2 separate regions of the Homo sapiens genome follow, and region 1 is linked to region 2. Evidence: chromatin loops called from intact Hi-C (ENCODE). Cell type or tissue: CD4-positive, alpha-beta T cell. All regions are shown on one strand. Each heading gives the region's core, and the rest is flanking DNA. Links, peaks and the distances in the headings are about the cores only. Region 1 overlaps LIPM (lipase family member M). Region 2 holds the start of KLLN (killin, p53 regulated DNA replication inhibitor).

Region 1 (11,863 bases), core at 2,450-10,449, 950 kb before region 2:
AAGGAGACAAAAATTTACAAGGAATTCCAACGTCTCAGTGGATAAGCGTGGTGGGGTGGTGGAAATGTGCTACCCAGTGTGCACTCATGAGGGAAGGAGAGAGCAATGGTTGAGCTGCTCTTCCATTCAATGTTGGGATAAGCGTCTCAGGAAAATGGTAAGACAAGAATGAGGCCTTTTGAGAAGAAAGAGGGACTACATAAATTCTTGATCATTGCATTAGCAACTCCAGGAAGTGCATCTTCATTGTAATTAATGTGAGTGGGTATCCTCCACAACTGTGTGGGCTACAATGGGGAATCGTGCCCTGGAATTGTGCAATGTGGTGATCCTGGAAGATAGCAACCAAAATTTAATTGAACTTATAATTCTTCTCTGGTTTTGATGGTACAATTGCTCTCTCTCTCTCTGTCTCTCCCTACCTGTCAACAGAGAGAACTCTCTCCTTCCCCCATCCCTCTCTTTCACACACACCACATAGACACACAGAGGTGTGTGTTTCCTGTAATTGCAGGTAAAGTTTGCAGTGTGAAGGACTCCTGTGAATATCTCTTTTGACAGACCCCACATTAGCATTTTTGTTTCTACTTGACTGTATTGTTGGAGGAGCTGAAGAGAAGATGTAGAAACATAATTATCTCCAGCCACATCTTTGAGGTGTCTAGAGACAGAGAGAAGTCTCACTTGGATCATCTAAATTCATACTTTTAAGATCTAAAGAAGTTCTTAGGCTACTTCTGTCCTTTCTTCCCATTTCTTGAAAAGTTTCAGTGATCTAGATCAAATTCTCCATCAAAATAGCATCGACGATACTGCATTTCATCTTAGAATAAGTGTGAAATAATCCCTGGCTTATCTAAATGGTGTCCTTTGACTATTCTACACAAAATATAACAGGACATTTAGCAAAGACTGCAAATTCAACATTCTTACCTGGCTCCAGTGTAGAATATTTTGCACAGATGTTCCAGCAAGAGTGTGGGCAGCATATACACTTGCTCGGCTCTGTAACAAACCATGAGTATTCTGGGGGACATAGAAAAACTCACAAGATGTATACCCTGTCAAGACCAAATCTCCAGGGTGTCAGACTAAGAAATGGTAACATTATTAAGTTATCAGCAATTATCTATGAAACAAAAATATGTACATGCACGTAAATAAAATGTCATTAAATGTATTGCCAGACACCGGTATTTTTCATCTGAGAATAGGTTCTCATCAGAGATCTGGCCCCTAATTAAAAAAAATTTTACTAGTGATATTTAGGATGAGGGCTCTAGCATTGGGCCTGTATTCAAATCCTAGTTCTGCAGTTTAATTTTTAGGTGAATTTGAGTGAGTCACTTAATCTACTAAATCTTAGTATACTAATCTGCAAAGTGGGGATATTAATAACACTCATAGGCTTGGTATAGGTAATAAATTAGCCTGATACATAATATATACTTTTCATATCCTTACTATAAATCAAATTATTAATCTTAAAGAAGAAGAAAAAATATTCAGAATTAAGGAAATGTTGCCCCAGCTGCTGGGAGTGCTGCTGGCAAACAGCCCTCCACTCTCAGTCTGCTTTGAGGATTGCACCAATTGTAGGCAGATACATTGCCCAGTGCTACCCTGTTACTGGTATGGCTACATTAAATGACTGACTGATATGGTGTATAAAGACCCAACCCTCTCTTCCTAACTTGAGACGGTTCTGAAGGGTCATCCTATCTTCAAAAATCCCTGCAGGATCAACTAAGTCTCCTATTGAGACTGCATCACTACTTGACTTTTTCACCTACCTAGTCCTGTTTCTTTTCCTTCTCTAGGTATTATCCCTAGAGCAGGACCCAAATCATTGTTCACATTAACCTCCATCTCAGAGTATGCTTCCTAGGGAACCCACCCAGTGATACCAACTGGTAGCCTAAGCCAAAATGAAGGTCCCTGATGTTCCATCAAAGAACTTAAACTACAAACCTACAGGACCCCAGTGCAGGGTAGAGGTGGATGATGCATGACAGTTGTCTCTGTTGTCTAACATGTGCTAATTGCTCTTTTTAATTTAATTCACTGTAGTAAAGCTGCTTTCAGACCTCTTCCATCTATAATCTGTGATTTAATATCAGCAATGCCCTTATGTTAACCTTGTTTCAGTCCATACTGAAGCATTTCCCTTATTTCCTTACAGTTTGCAGAGAACTGAGTTACTGAGAATATATCATTACTCTGAGTCTTCACTGGCATTAGCTCTCCCTCCAGGGGTGAGCCATATGACTCCCAGCTTTATGCTGGGATGCTGGGAATTTACTAGGCTCCCACTTACCATGTTCATATTGTTGGTGTTGAATCCACCCAGAAGTAACATGATATTACTACAAATCTGATCAAGAATCACCTGGCCACAAAGGTAAATAACAAGTTGTCTGAGAAATCTGGTCTGATACAGAAATTCTTTTTTGCCAAACAATCCCTGTGAAAATATGAAGTGACATAGACATGACAGACAGAAAAGATGTGACTGTAATTTAAAAGTTTATGTTTTAGGAAATTGGGCTGGAAGATTTTTCTACGTACACAGGAAGTTTTCTGAGGAGTCTCATACCTTGATCATCATATCTGGCAGCAACAAAAATTTGGTCCCGGGGCTTTTTGCATGCTTAACAGTGGCTATGGGTGCTAAAGCAAAATACATTTTGATTTTCTGAGCCAGCTCTGGCATGGTGGAAAATGCAATAAAGCCTGCAAAAGAAGAAATATGTCAACATGAATACGAAATATTTTTAGAACTCATAAAATGTATATTTTGCTTTTAAATACATATTTCAATAAGTATATATGTGACTGCATCTTACCTCTCCTATAAAATTATAAGGTCCTTATGACACCAGCATATTTGCTTTCAAGTAGTAGGTGCTCAATGAGTTAAATAAATAATTGAATAACACGATGTTGGCTTTGAGAAAATATTTATATTGAGAGATATGCTATATCTAGACACATATAGCACAGAGATATGCTATATCTAGCACATATGTCTATATGCTAGACACATTGCTGGGGACTACATGATTCTGAAGATGAAAAGAGCAGGTCTGAAGGAAGCACAAGGTGACAGATTTCAGGGATAGCTAGTGTCGTATGCTCACATTTCTTCCGAGTATACAAACCTGCTTTTCTTTGAACCTACCCATGGTGGTGCCCTGTGAATAGCCGACATAATAGATCTTTTCCTGGCCCGTTTTCTGCAAAATAAAGTTTATCACTGCAGGAAGGTCAAACCTAGCCATCTCATCATAACTACAAGGGGAAAAGACAAAGTTATATGAAAAATTATAATCAGAAACAAACAAAAGCTCCCCCCGACACCAGGTTTACAAACAAGCCCTTGAGTTGTCAACTCTGACAGCTTGTTACCGTGTCCCTCACAACACTCAGAATGGATTTCTTTCAAACCTATGAAGCATGGGTGCCTCTGGAGTCACAGGCTGTCAGCAAACTGCTGTTTTCTCTAGATGTTATCACGTAGCAATAACTATCTTCAGTGAATATTTACTGAGCACATAACGCAACTGCTAGTGGAAGTGTCCTGTTCTACTGTTAAGCAGAACCGCACAGGGCTCTGCAGATTCATTTACAGGAATAGTTGTAAAGATGCTGAAGTGGTCCGTCTCTGATAGCCATAAAAAGTGAGTTGAACATCAATAGGTAATTTAAATAAAAGAGTTAAAAATCTTTTGTAAGAACATGAGAGGTAAGTCAAATCGATGGTCCCTAGGTGATATGGTTAGGCCTTGTGTTCCCACTCAAATCTCATCTTGAATTGTAATCCCCATAATCCCTGTAATCCCCATGTGTCAAGGGAGAGACCAGGTGGAGGTAGTTGAATCATGGGAGTGGTTTCCCCTGTGCTGTTCTCGTGATAGTGAGTTCTCATAAGATCTGATTGTTTTATAAAGGGCTCTTCCCCCTTTTGCTCAGCACTTCTTGCTGCAGCCTTGTGAAAAGGGTGCCTTGCTTCCCCTTCACCTTCTGCCATGATTGTAAGTTTCCTGAGGCCTCCCCAGCCCCGCTGAACTGTGAGTAAATTAAAACCCTTTACTTTATAAATTACTTAGTCTCGGGCAGTTCTTTACAGCAGTGTGAAAACGGACTAACACACTAGGCTTAATAGTTTCCTTTCTTTTTTTTTAATGCTGCCTGGTCTCTTTTCCTTCTGGAGTACTATTATACTATTACCCGCCCCTCCCCATGAGGAAATTGATCTACACTTCTCTCATTCCAATCTTAGTCACCTGACACCAACCACCATTCTCACCCTATTAGCTAGACCCACCTTCTACATGGGGAACTCAGCATTCCTCACTACTTCAACCAAGGAATCACTAGTTAATTAAGAAAACTGGGGGATATCATGTTAAGATAATGATGACTCAACCAAAATAAATCAACCAAATACTAGAAGCCGTAATTTTTTACCCATTTTTTTTGAAAGACAGACATGTCTACCTCTGTTCTCGAGATTATCATATACCTGAAAGCCCAGAACTCATCTTGGTCTATGGAGAGTGTCTTGTGTTTTCGAGACCAGGCGTTTCCCCTGCTGTTCCCCATCCACACGTCAAAACCAGCATCTGCCAGAATGAAGCCCAGGCTATTGTTGGGCAGGTTGGAAATCCAGTTGCTAGCACCTCCAACTAGGCCATGCTGCAGTAACACCACAGGCCTGGAACCTGCAAAAAGAGAAAATTTCAACTGTATGAAATGTTCTCTCCCTTTCTTGTTGTCCAGTAATGAATAAGAGCTTTCAAATCAAACAAACCTGTGTTCAGATCTTGATTCAGCTGCTTGCTAGCTTAGTTATCTTGGCCAATTACTTGACCTTTGGTGTGTGCCTTGATTTCCTCATCAGTAAAATAAGATTTTTGTTATGCTTTAATAAAATAGAGCACAAGAAATGGATGGCATGTTGCCCGGCAGAAAAAGAATCTATAAAGTTTAACTTCTGTTCTTTGTTTTGTGTAATTATTATCAGACTTGTCTGGGCTCTTCAGAAATATTGAAAGTGCCCCAGTAGATGGTATAGTATGATTATTAAGGTATATGTATACCACATATATATAATGGTTTAGTGATTAAGAGACCTTCATGTCAAAAGGACCCACAAGCCAGCTTGAAGGAGCTCCCACTGTTCAAATACAGAAATATTGAGCATCAAAATAATTATAGTAAATAATTATATCCCATTGAATAAATTAAGAATGTTCAAGTCCATATAGAGACCAATAAATAAATGAACAAATAAATAATTGGAAGGAAAAGCTCTTATTTACAGAATGCCAATTAGTAAATACAAAACATTGATTTACAGTACAATACCCACTAACAAATTCAGAAAGATTGAAATTATCAGTGAATGTTAAAATTAGTGAGTAAAATTTAAAGACAGAATACTACATATCCTGAAATTATCTTCCCATAACTTATTTGTTAATTACAAAAGGAAAAATACTAACTTTAGAAAAACCTGGCAGATACCACCTTAATGAAGTCATTAAAGTTATTATCAGTATTGGAACAAGCCAACATTATTTGCTTCATAATATGATGAACCAAGAAAGATATAACTTCACTTTTGGGTTATTCCTGCCAAAAACATATAACTTGAATCACACCATGAAGAAACATCAGATAAAGCAAATTAAATCCCTGTCCAAAACTCTTCAAAAATGCAAAAATCAAAAAGACAAAACCTTAGGAATTGTTTGTTTATGAAGGAGACAGACTTGGTGGCCAAATGTATAGTAAATGATCCTGGATTAGATTATGGACCAGAGGAGGGAAAACAGCTGTAAAGGACTTTGGGACAATTGACAAAATTTGGATATAGACTACGAATTAAACACTAATGTCAATCAATGTTTGTTTTCTAACTTTGATAAAGGTATTGCAGTTATAGAAGAGAATACTCTTGTTCTTAGAAAATACTCACTGAAGTACTTAGGGGCAAATAGGCATGATGTATGTCTCAAATTTACCATCAAAGGTTTTGGAAAAAGTATTAAGATACACGTAAGAGATGGGGGAGAGATAATGATAAAATAAATGGGGTAAAACTGTAAACAGTTGGTAAATCAGGGCAAAGGGCATATGGAAGTCCCTTGTACTATTCCCAGGACTTTTCCATAAATTGGAAATTATATCAAAATAAAGAATTATAAGAATATCAGTAGAGAATAGAGAAGGATGAAGGGTTTTAAGAATTCTAATATGTTCAATAAATTAAGGCATATATATTATTTTGACATTAGCAAATTTGGCTGAAAGATTAATAAGGTGCTGCCCTATTAGGAGTAAAAAATATGTCATGCCCTCAACAGGACTTGTGAGAATTAAATCAAATCATGAATGCAATATCCACACCTCAGTATTGGCTCAGAAGAAGCCTGCAGTAAAAAACAGCCTTATTGCTTTCATTATTATTGTTATAATTCTCTAAAGCAAGTGACTTTCTGAGCTTCAGTGTTCTCATTAGCAAAATGAGGACAATTGCCCACCTCACAGGGTTTTGGCAGGGGAGGGTTAAATGCGGTACTGTGCATTAAGCACTCAGCATGCTGCCCGACCTCAGATCAGATGGGTAGCTCTTGTTGTTATTGCTATAAACGGGCACCAAACACACATGCAGTCTCCCTGTAGGACAAAAGCCTTCTACACCAAACTCATCCAGCATCTTGACAGTCTTCATGAATTCCATCTGCCTCATTTTGTCTCTCAAGGGAGAGAACGTGTGGGTCACTGTGGACTGTGAGTGAAGGGCCAGGAGGAAGGAACTCAGTGTTATTTTAGATTTTCCTTGAAAATCTAATCTGGTCATTTAGTTCATCCTCTTAGTTCTCAGGGAGGTGACCTCAGCTGTGTTAACACAGGACAATCAAACCAAGGTGATCAATGCTCCCCTTGAGAGTCCGGGCATTTCCCATGGTTAAGGTCACCTTGGTTCTACTTAGTCATATAGTTTGTTCTTGTGATTCCCCTAACAAGAGGAATGGCTCATTTATATCATTTCAAACATCCCCTAGGTCTTCTATTTAATTTACACCCAGCAGGTAAGTGTGTAAGGGCTACACTTACACAGCTGTCATTTCTGAGGATGGCCCAGCCTATTTTCTCTCTTGATATTGAAGCCAACTAAGATTCTTTGATAAAGATAAAAAGGCCGCTACCACAAGCTATAAGCTTTACAGTAAACATTTTTCAGTTGTTTTCAATAAGAATTTCACTGGCTTTCTTGGTTGGTGAATTTTTTTTTTTTTTTTGATATGGGAGATTGCCTCTGAAGAGGCACATGCCAACAACATTGGCCACTAGAGGGAAGTATTCTGCACGGACTGGAACAAGGAGGCAGATTCCTTGAACCTCAAACACCTGGGCAATGTGTGAACAGTCTGAATCAACAGGATGTAAGAAAACAAATTCCATCCATAGAATAGGGGCTGCAGGTGACCCCCATGCTTAGTAATTGCTAAGTCACTCGACTGCTTGGAAGAACTGTGCTTTTACCACTCCCCTGAGATTCGTGGGGCTGTGTCCCCAGGCTATTCATTTATTTATACAAAATCTATAATTCATCCCGCAAATATTTATTAGCACCAGAATGTGCTCAGCACTCATTTAGTTACTGGTTCTAGCCTTGAGCAAAACAAATGATGTCTCTGCTCTCACTGAGTTTACACTCTGACTGGGGGGAGACAGACAATAGACAAACATGCAAATATCTATTATATCAGGTGATGGTAAGTGCTATATGGAAAAGTAAGCAGGGTAAGGGGCTAGAACTCAATAGGTAGCAAAGAGCTGCAACTTTGAATAGGGTGGCCAGGGAAGAACTCTGATAAAGTTGGCTGAAAGAAGGGCCAAGGCAAGCTGCATAGACATCTGATGAAACAGTGGTCCAGAGGGAGAAATTTAAGTTCAAAGACACTAAGGCAGGTGCACGCTAGACATGTATAAGGCGCAGCTGTGCAGCTAGTGAGAAAAAAAAAGGTGGTTTCAAAAAGCTACACAAGTACAAATTGGAGTAAAACAGAACCCCAACGTTTCTTTACACCAAAGCCCAATAGCATTTGTCCAGCATTTTCTGGTCCTAGTTAAGAACACGGGCTATAATGGCAGAGAGACAGATTTGATTTGAGTGCAGGTTTTACAACTCACTAGCAAGCACTAGCACAGACGTTTTGGGCAAGTTGCTTAACATATGTGAGTAGCAGTTTCTTAGGGTAATTGTGAAAATTAAATGAGACTAATACAAATAAAGCACTTATCAGTGTATCTGGCATATCAAAATAACACAAGAAATTATATTACCTATACACAAGAAAGACAATATAGTTGCTACTATAAACCTACTGCTAGAGTATTAAAAAGAATCCAGCCAAATAGAAATGAAAAATAGGCATATTTTAGTAATGAAAACAAATGTTTAAAAAATAACAATAGCTGAAAATCCCACATACAAAAGGGTGGAATTGTATGAACTATGGAGACATGTATCAAACATTTAAAATGTATGTATAGCCAGGCGCGGTGGCTCATGCCTGTAATCCCAGCACTTTGGGAGGTGGAGGCGGGTGGATCACCTGAGGTCGGGAGTTCAAGACCAGCCTGACCAACATGGAGAAACTCTGTCTCTACCAAAAATACAAAAATTAGCCAGGTGTGGTGGTGTATGCCTGTAATCCCAGCTACTTGGGAGGCTGAAGCAGGAGAATTGCTTGAACCCAGGAGGCGGAGGTTGCGGTGAGCTGAGATCCTACCACTGCACTCCAGCCTGGGCAACAAGTGCAAAACTCCACCTCAAAAATAAAATAAAATAAAATAAAATAAAATAAAATAAAATAAAATAAAATAAAATAAAATGTATGTATAGAACTTTCGTTTTTCAAAAGCCCTTAGTAAAAAGCTAGGCAACATCTTAAATATTTTAAGTGCTCTTTAGATGAGGAATACAGAGTATACAGGAGCGGGTACCAGGTGCCATAAAGAAGCTTGAATTCTTCATAATCAGAGGCTGATATGGTCTGTTCAAGGAATTGTCAGTAAATATTTTAGAATGTCTACATAGGAGGAGTTTTGGGGAATGGGTTAAGCGCTAAAATAAGTCAAGAAATGAACTTTTCTTGAAGGAGTGTTTTGAAAAGCAAACACTGTATGTTTAATTGAGATAATTGGTGGCAGTGGGGACGGACACGGTGGTGGTGATGGAGACTATGGGGGAACTGACACCATCCTTTGACCTGAACAATGGACCTCACTCTGCACTAAGAACCCAGGCTCTCTTCTACATTCAAATCACAAGGAAATCGTGACTGCAGAGAAGACTGCTGTGTTGCGGTGACATGGGGTGACCCACACCTGTCTTCTTAGGTTGCACTAGGCCTCGAGGAATCCTGTTAACAGAAAGGATATACCCATCTTCAGTTGCGACTTCATATTCCTCACAGGGATAGCCTTGATGTTGGATGATTTCACTCTATGGAAAAAGCACAATTTCTTTTAGGTTCAGTTCTCTGTGGCCATATTCTCAATGATCCAAAAGTAAGAGTAGATTCCTTGATGCTGTAAAACACAGTGAAAGTCCTTGCTTTTCCCTAGCTAATCATGTTACCTTAGAAAAATCTGCTAACCCTCTCTAGTCCTTACTTTCTTTGTCTTAATATGGAAACCGGAATAGAATTATGGTTCTCAAAGTATGGGCCTTGGGACAAAGGCATCAGCATCACTTGGACTAATCTGTTAGATATGCAAATTCCAACCAAACCTACTGAATCAGGAACTCAGAGGACTGGGCCCAGCAGTTTGTGTCTCAAGCTCTTTAGGGAATTTTGATGTACCCTAATGTTTGAGAACCACTGGATCAGAACATTGATTCCAAAACCTCGTTGTGCATCAGAATCTTCTGGGCATTGAAACATACAGAGTCTTGAGCCCACTTCAGGTTACAGATAAGATGGTTCTAAAGCAGCCAGTGGGGCACCTGTTCCAGGACAACTTATGAGCATTCCTGGGCCATGCATTTCCTAAGGTTCTTTCCAGTTCTAAAACCACAGACTCAAGAGCATTGATTCCTAACATTTTCAGGTTAAAGTTCCCTCTGTGAATTTGAGGAGAACTATAAAAATGGATATACAATGGATACAAAAACATGGTTTTGCATTCAATTTCAGGAGTTTCAGATATCTTGTTGCCTACATACGAACCCCTGGTTAAGAATCCTTACTCTATACAGTAGTTACATGTAGACATTCTCTGGAAAATTTGTAGCTGCAAATATCTTCTAAGCATCCTCACTATTCTTGCCCATTGTTATCACTCAGAGAGAAGGAGAGAACCATTTGCATCAGGGGCTGCTTTAAAAAAGAGCAAGAGAGAAGGCCAAACATCACATGCCCAGGTAGAATATAGGGCAAAAACAAAGCATAGTCATTAGGAGAAAGCTCCTGGGTCCCACTGTTTGAGTTTTAACACTGGTTCTAACACTATTACATAAACTAGCTGTATAATCTTGAGAAATTTAGTTAAACTGCTCCTATGCTTCAGTTCATGCATCTGTAAATTAGGAATTCTAATGGTTCATACTCCATGGGACTGTTGCAATAAATGCAAAAAGATAATGCACATATAACACTAACTGTAATTCCCAGCACATAGTAGGAACTCAATAAGCATTAACTACCACTATAATTAAAACTCAATTAACCGAATATTATGGAATGCAGTGTATATGTGTGCATGTATGTGTGTGAGACACCATTGTATACTTAACCTTAAAAAAATGTATAGGCCGGGCACAGTGGCTCACACCTGTAATCCCAGCACTTTGGGAGGTTGAGGTGGGTGGATCACAAGGTCAGGAGATCGAGACCATCCTGGCCAACATGGTGAAACACCATCTCTACTAAAATAATAATAAAAAAAATTAGCCGGGCGTGGTGGTGCATGCCTATAGTCCTAGCTACTTGGGAGGCTGAGGAAGAGGAATTGCTTGAATCTGGGAGGCGGAGGTTACAGTGAGCCAAGATCGCGCCACTGCACTCCAACCTGGTGACAGAGGGAGACTCCATCTCAAAGAAAAAAAAATTTATAGAAGTGTCTCAAATTTTAGCATGCATCAGAATTACTTAGAGGGTTTGTTAAAACACAAATTGCGGGACCCCACTCACAGTCTGATACAGCAGGTCTGTGTGGAACCCAAAAAATTGATATACAAGTTCCCAGGCAAAGCAGATGTTGCTGATCTGACAACTATCCTTCAGGAACCACTGTTGTCAACTATTTGGGGAGTTAAATATATATAAAAACATGAGAATGGAGGACATCTGACAAGTAGTTATTGAGAGGATATGTGTAATGTGTCAGATGAGGGATGAAGGATGAGAGTGAAGGAAGGAGCAAAGGAATTCTGAGCAGGAGGAGCAAAATGAGCAGGGCTGGACAGGCAAGGTCTTATGGAGGAAGAATTTGAACTGGGCCTTGAGGATTGAATAGAAGTTGCTCAAAAGAGCCAAGGAGGTAGGGATAGGGACATGGACATCTGAGAAGAAAAAGAACTACAAATGCTGCAAACATTGTCTACAGGTGGCAAGATGGTCAACATGCTATACTTGGCAGGAAAATTTATGCAGGCAATAAAGGACTGGTCCCATCCACTGGAAGTGCTGTCAACAGATCACCCTTGGCTGTCATTTTCTGTAGGAATGGCCTTAGCTGTAGAAAGCCACTTCCTCCAAGTTCACGTCCCTTCCTGCCACATCCAGTGACTGACCTGTTTGCGGTCTAAAGGCCTGGTCATCTCAGCCCAACGTAGGACATC
Region 2 (11,591 bases), core at 1-8,000:
CCGCCGTCTCTCATCTCCCTCGCCTGAGCCCGGCCTCGCCTCACAGCGGCTCAACTCTCAAACTTCCATCATGGCTGCAGCTTCCGAGAGGAGAGAACTGAGCGCAGTCGCGTCCCAGCGCCGAGCGCGTATCCTGCCGCAGCGCATAAAGAGTCCCGCCACATCACCGCCCGCCGGCCTGCCCGCCCCCTCCGCCGCCGCGCCGGGAGCCCGGGCGCCTCGGAAGACCGAGGGGAGGCGGGAGGCGAGCGAGAGGCGGACGGGACCGCGCCGGGCGAGGGGAGGGCAGGGCAGGGCAGGGGGCGGTAGGAGGGGGCAGAGCGGTAGCTCTGGGTGCGAGCGCAGAGTCCCCAAGCCGCAGGCTCTACTGAGCATGCCCAGTGTAGCTGCCTGGGGCTTGCTCGGGCCGGTTCCCAGCCGCCAGCCTGCAGCTGCACTTGCTGCGGCTTTTGCAGCAACGCGAGGCGAGGATAACGAGCTAAGCCTCGGCCTCTGCCCAGAAACCCAGCCGGAGGCAGGGTAGGCTGTTGTGGGGCGGGGGTGGAGGACTGATGATGAAAGCTGAGATGGGTGCGTTGAGCAGTGTCACTGACTCGAGTCTGAGGTTACCTGTGCACAGGTGAAAAGGACCAGGTGACCACGCTGCTCAGTGTAGAGGGAAATGCAGGGACGGTCCCTGCAAGGGGAATACCCTCCCCCCTTGCCTCTACCCCTAGATTTCCGCGGCGTGGACTGCATTCGCTCTTTCCTTTTGCACCGCTGTCGGATCACAATCGTTCGCAGAGATTTGACTGTAACAGCCTTTGCCTAGAGATTCCCCCTTCCCCCAAATCTGTGTCCTCATGGTGTCAGTCTTAGCACAAAGAGCAACCTGCTATTGTGTCGCCAGCGTGTATCACCTCATCCGGCTCCCTTGCAGCGCCCCACCTCTCGCTTCCCCGGTAACTCGGCTCGTTTGCCCTAAAAATGAAAGCTCTCAGCCGAGCGTGCTGAACGTGAACACATAGCCGTTGAATTTCAAGGGCCCAAAGGGCACCTATCTAAATGAACTGAAAGAGGATCCCTGTGAGTGGGACGCACCCCGCAGGCCTCTCCTGCGCCCGCTCCGGTGCCCCCAAGAGAGTCGAGCATCTTTCCCCTCGGGCTCCAGGTCGGTTCGCGGCGTCGGAGTCAAGCTCGGTTCTCAGAGACCACCTAGCCCCGCCCCCCCTTGGCCGCCGTGAAAACCCGGCAGGATGGATCGCCCGGGGCCAGGCTCCGCGCGCCCCGGCCGGACCGTGCACGTTTGGGGTTACCGGGTTGAGTGGAAAGTACGGAACGGTAGGAAGCTGCAGCCCAGCGAGTGGGCGGGGCGAGGAGACCTAGGAGGGTTCAAAAGGAGGTGGAAGGATACACGGGCCACAGTCGGAACTACTTTCCGAAGGAGGTCACGTGTGTCCCTAGTTGGGGAACTTTCCAAATTCCCACTCCCCAGTGATAGCTCCGGAGGCAAGTCGTCTTCTTCCTTTGCTCGGGGTGCTCTTGCCTGGTGCAGGCAGCGGAACCCCAACCCTTCCTGCGCCGCGGCGGAAACAGGGGCTCGGACCAGCCTCCCGAAGGAGCGCTGTCGGGGCTGGCGCTTGGGGAACTGGTTACACAAGCACCCACATCCAAACACGTGCCCCCGCCTCCCCGCCTGCTGGCTGCCGCCGATTCTTACAGAACGCGGGGAGAGAGTCCCCAAACTGGTGCCACTCCTCGCCTGCTACCCTAAGAGCAAGCCAAAGGACTGAGACCTGAGACTCACTCCTTGCTCTACATCGACCTATTCTGCGCCTTCCCAAACGTGGGAAAAGGAGCTGGGCGCTAGGGCTCTCGGGCCTCTCCATCGCTGATGCCCTGCCGCTTAGGGTGAACCCTTTTGGTTCTGTGCTTGAGGGTATCTCCTGCTGCAGCCCAGAGCGTGCATTCTCCGATGTTGCAACAAACGTCCAGTCACTACCCCTGAGCTGGTGAGCGCGCCCCACCTACTGTGGACTCAGCCAAGTGACTTATCTGGTCTGAGAACCTAGTCAATGGCCGTCAGCCCAGAACAAACCTGTCAAGTCTGTTTACAGCCCCGATTGGGCTGACCTGTCACCGTGAGAGAGCTGATTCGGAAATGCTGAGAGTTGGATCGCACTCCTACCCCGCACCCCACCCGTCAAGGATCTACAAAGCAAGTAGTCGACCCGCTTAAAGAGAATGAGCATCAACACCAGTCTGGGAATTTATTGTTTTTTCATTTCCCTTAGGAAGTAGAACTACAGACGACAATTTGAGTCAAAAAATATCTAACGAGACCTAGGTTGAAGCACTGAGTTGTTTTTCAAACTTTGAGAGAATGAGAATCAATCTGCATGTGTGTTCAATAATTGTAAGTGCCTAGCAAAGTCTAAAGAGGGTTTATGCTGTATTTGAGAAAGAGTACTGTATATGTGCACATCATAGTTGCAGGCAACCTCTGAAGACTAGAAACCTCAAGAGACCTAGCGCAGAAAGCCACAGGCCATTACCTAACTCCGGGACTACTAATTAAACCTGGGATATTTACAGTGTTCTTAGAGACCTCTGAGGCTCCATAAAACTTTGCACTTATATACAGCATTTAAGATAGCTGTGCAGGAGTTAACAACCTGCTGAAGCTTCAGTGTTGATATTTATTGAAGACTGGTTTTGTGCATAGTTCTGGTCAGCTTGGGAAAGGCAAGGACCACAGTGGAAAAGGAAATGGAAAGCAACCGGAAAAGAGTAAGAGAAAGGCCTCCAGTTGATTTCCAGAGATGCAGATACTGTCCACACAGCCTAGCGTGAACTACAGATTTCATTATTGTATAAATAACCAAAGATAAGGAGTTCCTGATGTCTAGGTGTTCTACTAGATTGCATGGTAAAAACCAGAGCTGTGTTTAATTATCAATTACTGCGTGGTAGAAAAAGGGAAAATGAAGATGAACTTTTAAAAGGGGAGTAGATTAGGGAGGGGTAAAATGTCTCACATTTGTTTCTTAGATTGCTGATCTTGTCTCCAGAGTCCCTGTTATTAGCACTGCCCTTCTCTGTCCCTCCCCTGGAGCCTACCCTAAGTGACAATTAGTCTCATAGCATCTGAGAATCTCTGAAATCTGCTTTCATGGAAGCAAATGAAACAAGGGTGCATTCCTGTCCTGGTGCGACAGAATCCTCTTGGATTCCATGGCACAGAGTTACTCTGGAGCAGAGATAATCTGCATCACCAGCACTAAAGTGCTAGAATATGAGACCAGCCTCCAAGTACTTCCATCCGGCTGAAGAAAGAAAATGGGAAATGGGTTTTACTGCTTCTCTAAACATCAGGTCCCTCTACTTCTCTCTAGTGGTGAATGAAAGGATCATCAATGTTGGCAGATATTTGGCCAGCCCAACAGCAACATCAGGTGGTTATTAGGAGTTGGTGAATAAAATCCTCCTTCTGTTCCTAGTGTTAAGTTGTTTCTGAAAGAAATACTGATGCATCCTTTTCCAATTTTTTGTTTTTCTTTTCCTTTCTACCCAAATGGCTGGCCCTATCTAAACTAAAGAAAGTTTCAAAAATAGTACTTTTTTAAAGTTCAGTTGAAAATACCTGCTTGGCTGTATAGATATTACAATACACTGGTCTCCAAGCACTTCAGTTCTTTTTTTTTTTTTCTTTTTTTTTTTTTTTTTTTGAGACGGAGTCTCACAGGCTGGAGTGCAGTGGCATGATCTCGGTTCACTGCAACCTCTGCCTCCCAGGTTCAAGCAATTCCCCTGCCTCAGCCTCCCGAGTAGCTGGGACTACAGGCGCACACCATCATGCCGGGCTAATTTTTTGTAGTTTAGTAAAGACAGGGTTTCACCATGTTGGTCAGGATGGTCTCGATCTCCTGACCTCGTGATCTGCCCGCCACGGCCTCCCAAAGTGCTGGGATTACAGGCGTGAGCCACCGCGCCCGGCCATACTTAGTTCTTTACCTGTCTGGATTCAGAACCAGAATACCATAGGGAGAAGTAGAAGCTTGTAACAAAGGGACAATTATATAAAGCTTCAGGGTGACTATGTAGATTGATTAGTAAGCATGGTAAACTAGCTTTAATTATCGCTTCTAACAGCTGATTCCAAAACTCTATTGTTACTACACCAAAATAATGTCGAAAGAAAATTTCTTTCTTATTTTCTTTGATAAGCGAAATGACCAGCAACTTGATGTGGATGATATAAATACTTGATGTGCTCTTTGTAGGTCATCTGCTAAGATGTCTTTTGTGTAAACACTCTGATCTCTATAGTGCCTTTCTCATCTCCCATACGCTGACCTTTCAAAAAGGGATCTAACTCAATAGCTTTAATTTTTAAACAATCTTCTGTATTTCTGTCTGTTTAACTACTGTTTTCTAAATAATACAGAATATAAAAACATAATAATCATTGGATTGAATGTAAACCCATTGTTCCAAGGGTCTGAGGTTTTCCCCTTATTTCATTTATCCTAATAACAAACATTATTGTTCTTTCAATAAAGATAATTTTAAGACATTCTCCAAAAGGCGCTACTGTGGGTCATACAAGTAACTATATTCTAAAAGAGAATTTTCCATTATTGTCTACAAGCTTCCCATGTCCCAAATCTCTCCTGAAGCTATTTCAGATGCCATGGTGTCATCTTTCACATCTTGGTAGAGAGATGTGCTGTATGAAATCATCATTCTCAGAGAAATAAGGGTTGAGTTGGTTGCTCCTGAGAACAATAGAGCAGACCAGGTACTCACTGTGTCCAAGTGGCGTTCAGAAATTTTGTCTTGGACCGTGGAGCAATACAAATAAAAAAGACATAACATGACAAGACAGCTTTGACTATGTTAGTCTCCAGGCTAACACTAGCTACCAATTATTCTACTTGGTCCCCTTAATACTAACTCTAGCCATATGGAGCACATTGTTTGCTTTTTAGACCTTCCAATAATAGAAAAAGGTAATTCCCATATACCAGAAAATATTGGGACACCTACCAGGTGCTTCATAGAGTAGGCAGAAATTTTTTTTTTTTTTTTTTTTTTTTTTTTTTTTGAGACGGAGTCTCCCTCTGTTCCTCAGGCTGGAGTGCAGTGACGTGATCATGGCTCACTGCAACCTCTGCAGAATAGCCCGAATTTGTCTAGGTAGAGGGACATTGAGAAGGAGCCAAAACCCTGCTCTGCCTAACTCCTACAATTTTCCCCTTCAAAACATCCTTCTGGCCTCTAAGGCATCACAAAAAACAGCACCTTTTTCAAAGAGAAAATGCATGGGACAAATAGCCCTGGACCATGAAAAAAGGCAGACTTAGAGCTTATCTGCTTTTTCTTTACTTCTTTTCCCTTATTAAGACTCCACACTCCATTTAAAGAATCTTTTTTGTCCATCCTCTTGAGGGTAGGGGATCTTATCTCAATTCATTTATTTAATGATTCAATCAACAAATATTTGGGAGCCTATTAAGTGGCAATACTGTTCTAAGCTCTATGGACAGAGCAGTGACTACTATGGCATATAGTGTTCACTGTCATGGAATTTAGTCTGCATTGAAAACTTGACTTCTATGGCTGACATTGTTACAACTTCTTCCCAGCCCACAGAGTAAAGGTAAAGCAATAGGAAGATACCCTGACATTTGATAATTGTTTTGTTTTGTTTTTGAGACAGTCTCGCTCTGTTGCCCAGGCTGGAGTGCAGTAGCACAATCTCAGCTCACTGCAACCTCCGCCTCCCGAGGTGTTTAAGCAATTCTCCTGCCTCAGTCTCCCGAGTAGCTGGGATGACAGGCATGCACCACTGTGCCTGGCTAATTTTTTGTTTTTTTAGTAGAGACGGGGTTTCGCCATGTTGGCCAGGCTGGTCTTGAATTCCTGGCCTGAAGGGATCTGCCCACCTCCACCTCCCAAAGTGCTGAGATTACAGGTGTGAGCCACTGCACCTGGCTGGATAATTGTTTTCAATTATCTATTGCTGCATAATAAATTACCTTAAAACTTTCTGTTGTCTTCCTCTTGGGACCCAGGCACTGTGTAAAGAAGCTTGGGCTGGACCACTGAATGATGAGCAACCACAGCAAGAAAGGAGTCCCTAACCATTTTAGCTACTTTAACTGAGGTCCCAGACATGTGGGAAGCCATCTTGGACATTCCAGACCCAGCCAAACTCACAGCAGAATAAAGCACATGTCTGACCTGAACTGATACCATGGGGGCCGCTTAAAACTTAGTGGCTCAAAACAACTACCACCATTTATTTCCTCACAATTCTGCAATTGGGGAAGGGCACAGCTGGACAGGTCGGCTCCCCAATGACATTAGCTAGGGTCAGACGTGCTTTATTCAGCTGTGAATTTGGCTGGGTCTGGAATGTCCAAGATAGCTTACCACATGTCTGGGACCTCAGCTAGAGTAGCTAAAAATGGTTAGGAGCCTCCTTTCTTTGTGTGGTTGCTCATTATTCAGTGGTCCAACCCAGGCTTCTTTATACAGTGCCTGGATCCCAAGAGGAAGACAGCAGAAAATACAGGGTCTCTTAAATCCTGGGTTCAGAAGTCCCAGAATGTCACTTCCACTGCATTCTCTTGGCCAAGCAAGTCACAAGGACAGCCCAGATTCAAAAGGAAGGGAAAGATACTCCTTGATGGAAGTAGCAGCTGGGATGAGAAATTGTTGCCAGTCAATTTGGGAAATAGTCTATCATGATCCATCCTCCAGCTACAACAGTATACATATGCACATACATGCACACACACACACACACGACATGCAGAATACACTCACTCCCTTTCTCCAAAACTATTATTCTATATAGCATCAGTGTTAAACTTCAGGATCTAGTAATCTATACTAGGCCTAGATGTGGATGAGGCATTTCAGATGCAGCTTTTCTTCATCTGGAGACCTGTTAACTAAAAGAGAAGTTACATACACAACATACAATGCTGAAAAAGGGATAGGATAACTGCAGTAGACACGCCTGTTTGAAAATGGCGGAAATGGAAGGCATATAGCAGTCATTAGTCCATAGCAATTCTGAAATCCAGCCAAGCACTGTTACCGGTCCTCTGAGGATCAAGTTCTCCATTAGTGCCTAGGTTGGCCTCCCTCAGAATAGTTTCCCAATGCGTTGTTCTCAAGAGCTCTTAGTTCCACCCTCTGGGGTCTAGACTAGGAACTCTGAATCAATTTTCCTTTTTCATAAGAAACTGCCTTCCTTGAACAGAGGCTTCAGAAATAACACCACACATCTACAACCATCTGATCTTTGACAAACCTGACAAAAACAAGAAATGGGGAAAAGATTCCCTATTTAATAAATGGTGCTGGGAAAACTGGCTAGCCATATGTAGAAAGCTGAAACTGGATCCTTTCCTTACACCTTATACAAAAATTAATTCAATATGGATTAAAGACTTAAATGTTAGACATAAAAACTATAAAAACCCTAGAAGAAAACCTAGGCAATACCATTCAGGACATAGGCATGGGCAAGGACTTCATGACTAAAACACCAAAAGCAATGGCAACAAAAGCCAAAATAGACAAATGGGATCTAATTAAACTAAAGAGCTTCTGCACAGCAAAAGAAACTACCATCAGAGTGAACAGACAACCTACAGAATGGGAGAAAATTTTTACAATCTACCCATCTGACAAAGGGCTAATATCCAGAATCTAAAAAGAACTTAAACAAATTTACAAGAAAAAGTAAAGCAGCCCCATCAAAAAGTGGGCAAAGGATATGAACAGACACTTTCCAAAAGAAGACATTTATAGACATTTATGCAGTGAACAGACACATGAAAAAATGCTCGTCATCGCTGGTCGTCAGAGAAATGCAAATCAAAACCACAATGAGATACCATCTCACACCAGTTAGAATGGTGATAATTAAAAAATCAGGAAACAACAGATGCTGGAGAGGATGTGGAGAATAGCTTTTACACTGTTGGTGGGACTGTAAACTAGTTCAACCATTGTGGAAGACAGTGTGGCGATTCCTCAAGGATCTGGAACTAGAAATACCATTTGACCCAGCAATCCCATTACTGGGTATATACCCAAAGGATTATAAATCATGCTACTATAAAAACACATGCACACGTATGTTTATTGAGGTACTATTCACAATAGCAAAGACTTGGAACCAACATAAAATGTCCATCAATGATAGACTGGATTTAGAAAATGTGGCACGTACACACCATGGAATACTATGCAGCCATAAAAAAGGATGAGCTTCATGTCCTTTGTAGGGACATGGATGAAGTTAGAAACCATCATTCTGAGCAAACTATCACAAGGATAGAAAACCAGACACCACATGTTCTCACTCATAGGTGGGAATTGAATAATGAGAACACTTGGACACACGGCGGGGAATGTCACACACCAGGGCCTGTCGTGGGGGGGATGGGGGAGGGATAGCATTAGGAGAAATACCTAATATAAATAACCAGTTAATGGGTACAGCAAACCAACACAGCACATGTATACATATGTAACAAACCTGCACATTGTGCACATGTACCCTAGAACTTAAAGTATAATAAAAAAACAAAAACAAAAACAAAAAAGTAGGTATAAATATAAGCGCAGAACTGCTTTTGAGCAGCTACGCCGGGCACATCGCTTGTGGGTTAGCCTGCTCTGCAAGGAGCAGTACCTCTGCTGCTGTACACTGCCGCTTCAATAAAAGTTACTAACACCACCAAAAAAAAAAAAGAAAAGAAACTGCCTTCCTTCCTTTTACAGTTAAATAACTCTCTCAGCCTGCTTCCTGCCCGTAGGAAGTTGGGGGCTTGGAAGGTTTTTTCATTTTGAACTGTCTCTTCCTTAGTCCAAGCTGGTGCAATTTTATCCATATAACTCTCTTTAAAATTTTGTGACTCTTATTGGGGTTCACTTCTTGCCCGCAAAGCAACATCTATAATTCTTTCAAAAACAAACCTCTCTGCCTGTAGTCCTAGCACTTTGGGAGGCCAAGGTGGGAGGATTGCTTGAGGCCAGCAGTTTGAGACCAGCCTAGGAAACATAGCGAGACTCTGTCTCTGAAAAAAATTAAAAATTTAAATTAAAAATTTAAAAAACCTCTCTCTACTGTGGACCTGTAGAGGTGACTACTGTGGGACAACACTTAAGATTCTTAGAAGACCTTTTGTCTAGATGAGAGGCAATATCTTAAATATTTTAGAGGTCTTAGCACCAAGTCTCGATAAGATCTTTAACTTGAGGCCAATTCTACAGGCAGGCCCTTGAGGCCATTTCTTACTTTGAGAGTCTTTCTGGCATAAAGAGACTCTGCTTAAAAATGGGATAGTTCCTTTTTTAACACATCTCTGTCTCTTGTGTTATCATCATACATCACTTGTGTATCTTCGTACATCCCTAAAAGAAGCCAATTGTCACTCTGAACATTCAGCCTGAATGTTGCCAAATCCACAAGTTTATTAGGTACACTTTCTGTCTTCTATGTTTTACCATACATCTGACCACAAGGGTTGTCAAACATCTTGCCACTACTAACACCATTTCTCCAACCTTCAATAGCAATTTTCTCACTGCTCTTCCAGCTCTGTTAGAAGTCTTTTCCCCAGACTAAGGAGACATATCAACTAAGAGCAAGTAAGGGAACCTGGATTAAATCTTGGAACAGAAAAAGAACATCACTACAAAAACAAGTGAATTTCATATAAGGTTCGTACCTTGTGCTAATTTCCTGGTTTTGATAATCGTTCTGTGGCTATTAATAAGTTATTGGCCAGGAACAGTGGCTCATGCCTGTAATTCTGACACTTTAGGAGGCTGAAGTGGGAGGATGGCTTGAACCCAGGAGTTCGAGACCAACCTGGGCAACATAGTGAGACCCCGTCTCTTGAAAGCAGGGAATTTTTTTTTTTTTTTTTTTTGAGGCAGAATCTCACTCTGTCAGCCAGGTTGGAGTGCAGTGGTGCAATCTCGGCTCACGGCAACCTTCACCTCCTGGTTCAAGCGATTCTCTTACCTTGGCCTCCCAAGTAGCTGGGATTATGGGCGCATGCCACCACGCACAGCTAATTTTTGTATTTTTAGTAGAGATGGGGTTTTGCCATGTTGGCCAGGCTGGTCTTGAACTCCTAGCCTCACGCAATCCGCCCACCTCGGCCTCCCAAAGTGCTGGGATTATAGGCGTGAGCCACTGTGCCTGGCCAAGACCCCCATCTCTTTAAAAAAAAAAAAAGTTATCAATACTAGGGCTGCTGGATAACAAGTATACGTAAACTCCACACCAGGCCAGGCATGGTGGCTCACTCCTGTCATCTTAGCACTTTGGGAGGCCAGGTGGGTAGATTGCTTGAGCTCAGGAGGTTGAGACCAGCCTGGGCAAAATGGAAAAACCATGTCTCTACAAAAAATACAAAAATTAGCTGGGCATGGTGGTGTGTGCCTATAGTCCCAGCTACTTGGGAGGCTGAGGTGGGAAGATCACCTGAGCCCCAGGAGGTCAAAGTTGCAGTGAGCAGTGATCGCACCACTATACTCCAGCCTGGTGACAGTGAAACCCTGTGTCAAAAAAAAAAAAAAAAAAAAAAATCCATACCATTTTTGCAACTTTTTTCTAAGTCTAGAATTTTTTCCAGGCCACACACGATGGCCCACACTTGTAATCCCAGCACTTTGGGAGGCCAAGGCAGGCGGATCACTTGAGGTCAGGGGTTTGAGACCAGACTGGCCAATATGGTGAAACCCCATCTCTAATAAAAATACAAAAATTAGCTGGGAGTGGTGGCGCATGCTTGTAATCCTAGCTATTTGGGAGGGTGGAGCAGGAGAATCGCTTGAACTCGGGAGGTAGAGGTTGCAGTGAGCCGAAATCGCACCACTGCACTCTAGCCTGGGCAACAGAGCGAGACTCTGCCTCAAAAAAAAAATTCTTTTAAAATAAAATATTTAAAAACCAAATTAGCTAGGCATGGTGGCTCATACCTATAATCCCAGCATTTTGGGAGGCTGAGAGGGAAGAATTGCCTGAGGCCAGGACAACATAGCAAGACCCCAGTCTCTACAAAAAAATAATAATTAGCTGGGCATGGTGGCATGTGCCTGTAGTTCTAGCTACTGGGGAAGCTGAAAAAAGATTCAAGGGAGGGGAAACAGACTCCATCTCCTTTTGGTGGGAAGGGTGGCATGCGTGTAGAGGCATGGAGGAATTGTTGGTGGCCATCTTCCACAATGACCCTAGTCCTATCCCCTATAAATAACCCCCCAAAACAGACCATTTTACGTAGTCCTTCTCTCAGGTCAGTTCTGCCTAGAATATCTGTCATTTAAGAATCCTATCAGCTGACAATTTGATTAGCAACTGAATGTTTTCAGTTGTTTTCTATTTTGCTCCTTAATCTTCTAGTTTGTTAATGTGCTTACTCATCTATTTTACAGCATGATTCTACTCTAGGACTAATGTATTTCCCAAAAGATTCATTAAAATTCAATGAAATAAAACAAAAGTGATAATACATATATATATACATGTGTTTGCATAAATACATACAAATTATCTGGAAGAATAAGAGATGAGA

Evidence for each region. A loop is a pair of places that touch in the nucleus more often than their neighbours do. Peaks named below come from ENCODE experiments on the same cell type or tissue, not always from the same donor. Only the 100,000 strongest peaks of a DNase experiment are listed, where the experiment ranks them.
Region 1: a loop joins it to region 2, with 3 times the contacts of the local background. A loop is called at or near these places in 7 of 110 quality-filtered maps.

Annotation. Positions count from the first base shown.
Region 1 is chr10:88,805,958-88,817,820 of GRCh38, reverse strand. LIPM (lipase family member M) reads right to left here. Exons shown (of 9, transcript NM_001128215.1): 2 at 9,406-9,523; 3 at 4,526-4,724; 4 at 3,182-3,291; 5 at 2,597-2,733; 6 at 2,318-2,464; 7 at 934-1,005. Among named protein-coding and RNA genes, the nearest start is that of LIPM, 9.2 kb to the right of the region's middle. In CD4-positive, alpha-beta T cell, for the core only: a CTCF peak has its summit at 7,350 (motif pointing right); a DNase peak (open chromatin) is centred at 7,380.
Region 2 is chr10:87,852,132-87,863,722 of GRCh38, reverse strand. It overlaps KLLN (killin, p53 regulated DNA replication inhibitor), which reads left to right and starts at 190. Exons shown (of 1, transcript NM_001126049.2): 1 at 190-4,565. The coding sequence starts at 1,236. The coding sequence ends at 1,772. MLDHR (mitochondrial lactate dehydrogenase regulator) reads right to left here and starts at 164. Exons shown (of 1, transcript NM_001433720.1): 1 at 69-164. The coding sequence starts at 164. The coding sequence ends at 69. It overlaps PTEN (phosphatase and tensin homolog), which reads right to left and starts at 98. Exons shown (of 9, transcript NM_000314.8): 1 at 1-98. RefSeq lists a silencer at 34-343 and enhancers at 944-1,123, 1,374-1,463, 1,504-1,553. In CD4-positive, alpha-beta T cell, for the core only: a CTCF peak has its summit at 3,381 (motif pointing left); DNase peaks (open chromatin) are centred at 122, 392, 932, 1,332 and 2 weaker places; H3K4me3 peaks cover 2,229 bases; H3K27ac peaks cover 1,900 bases.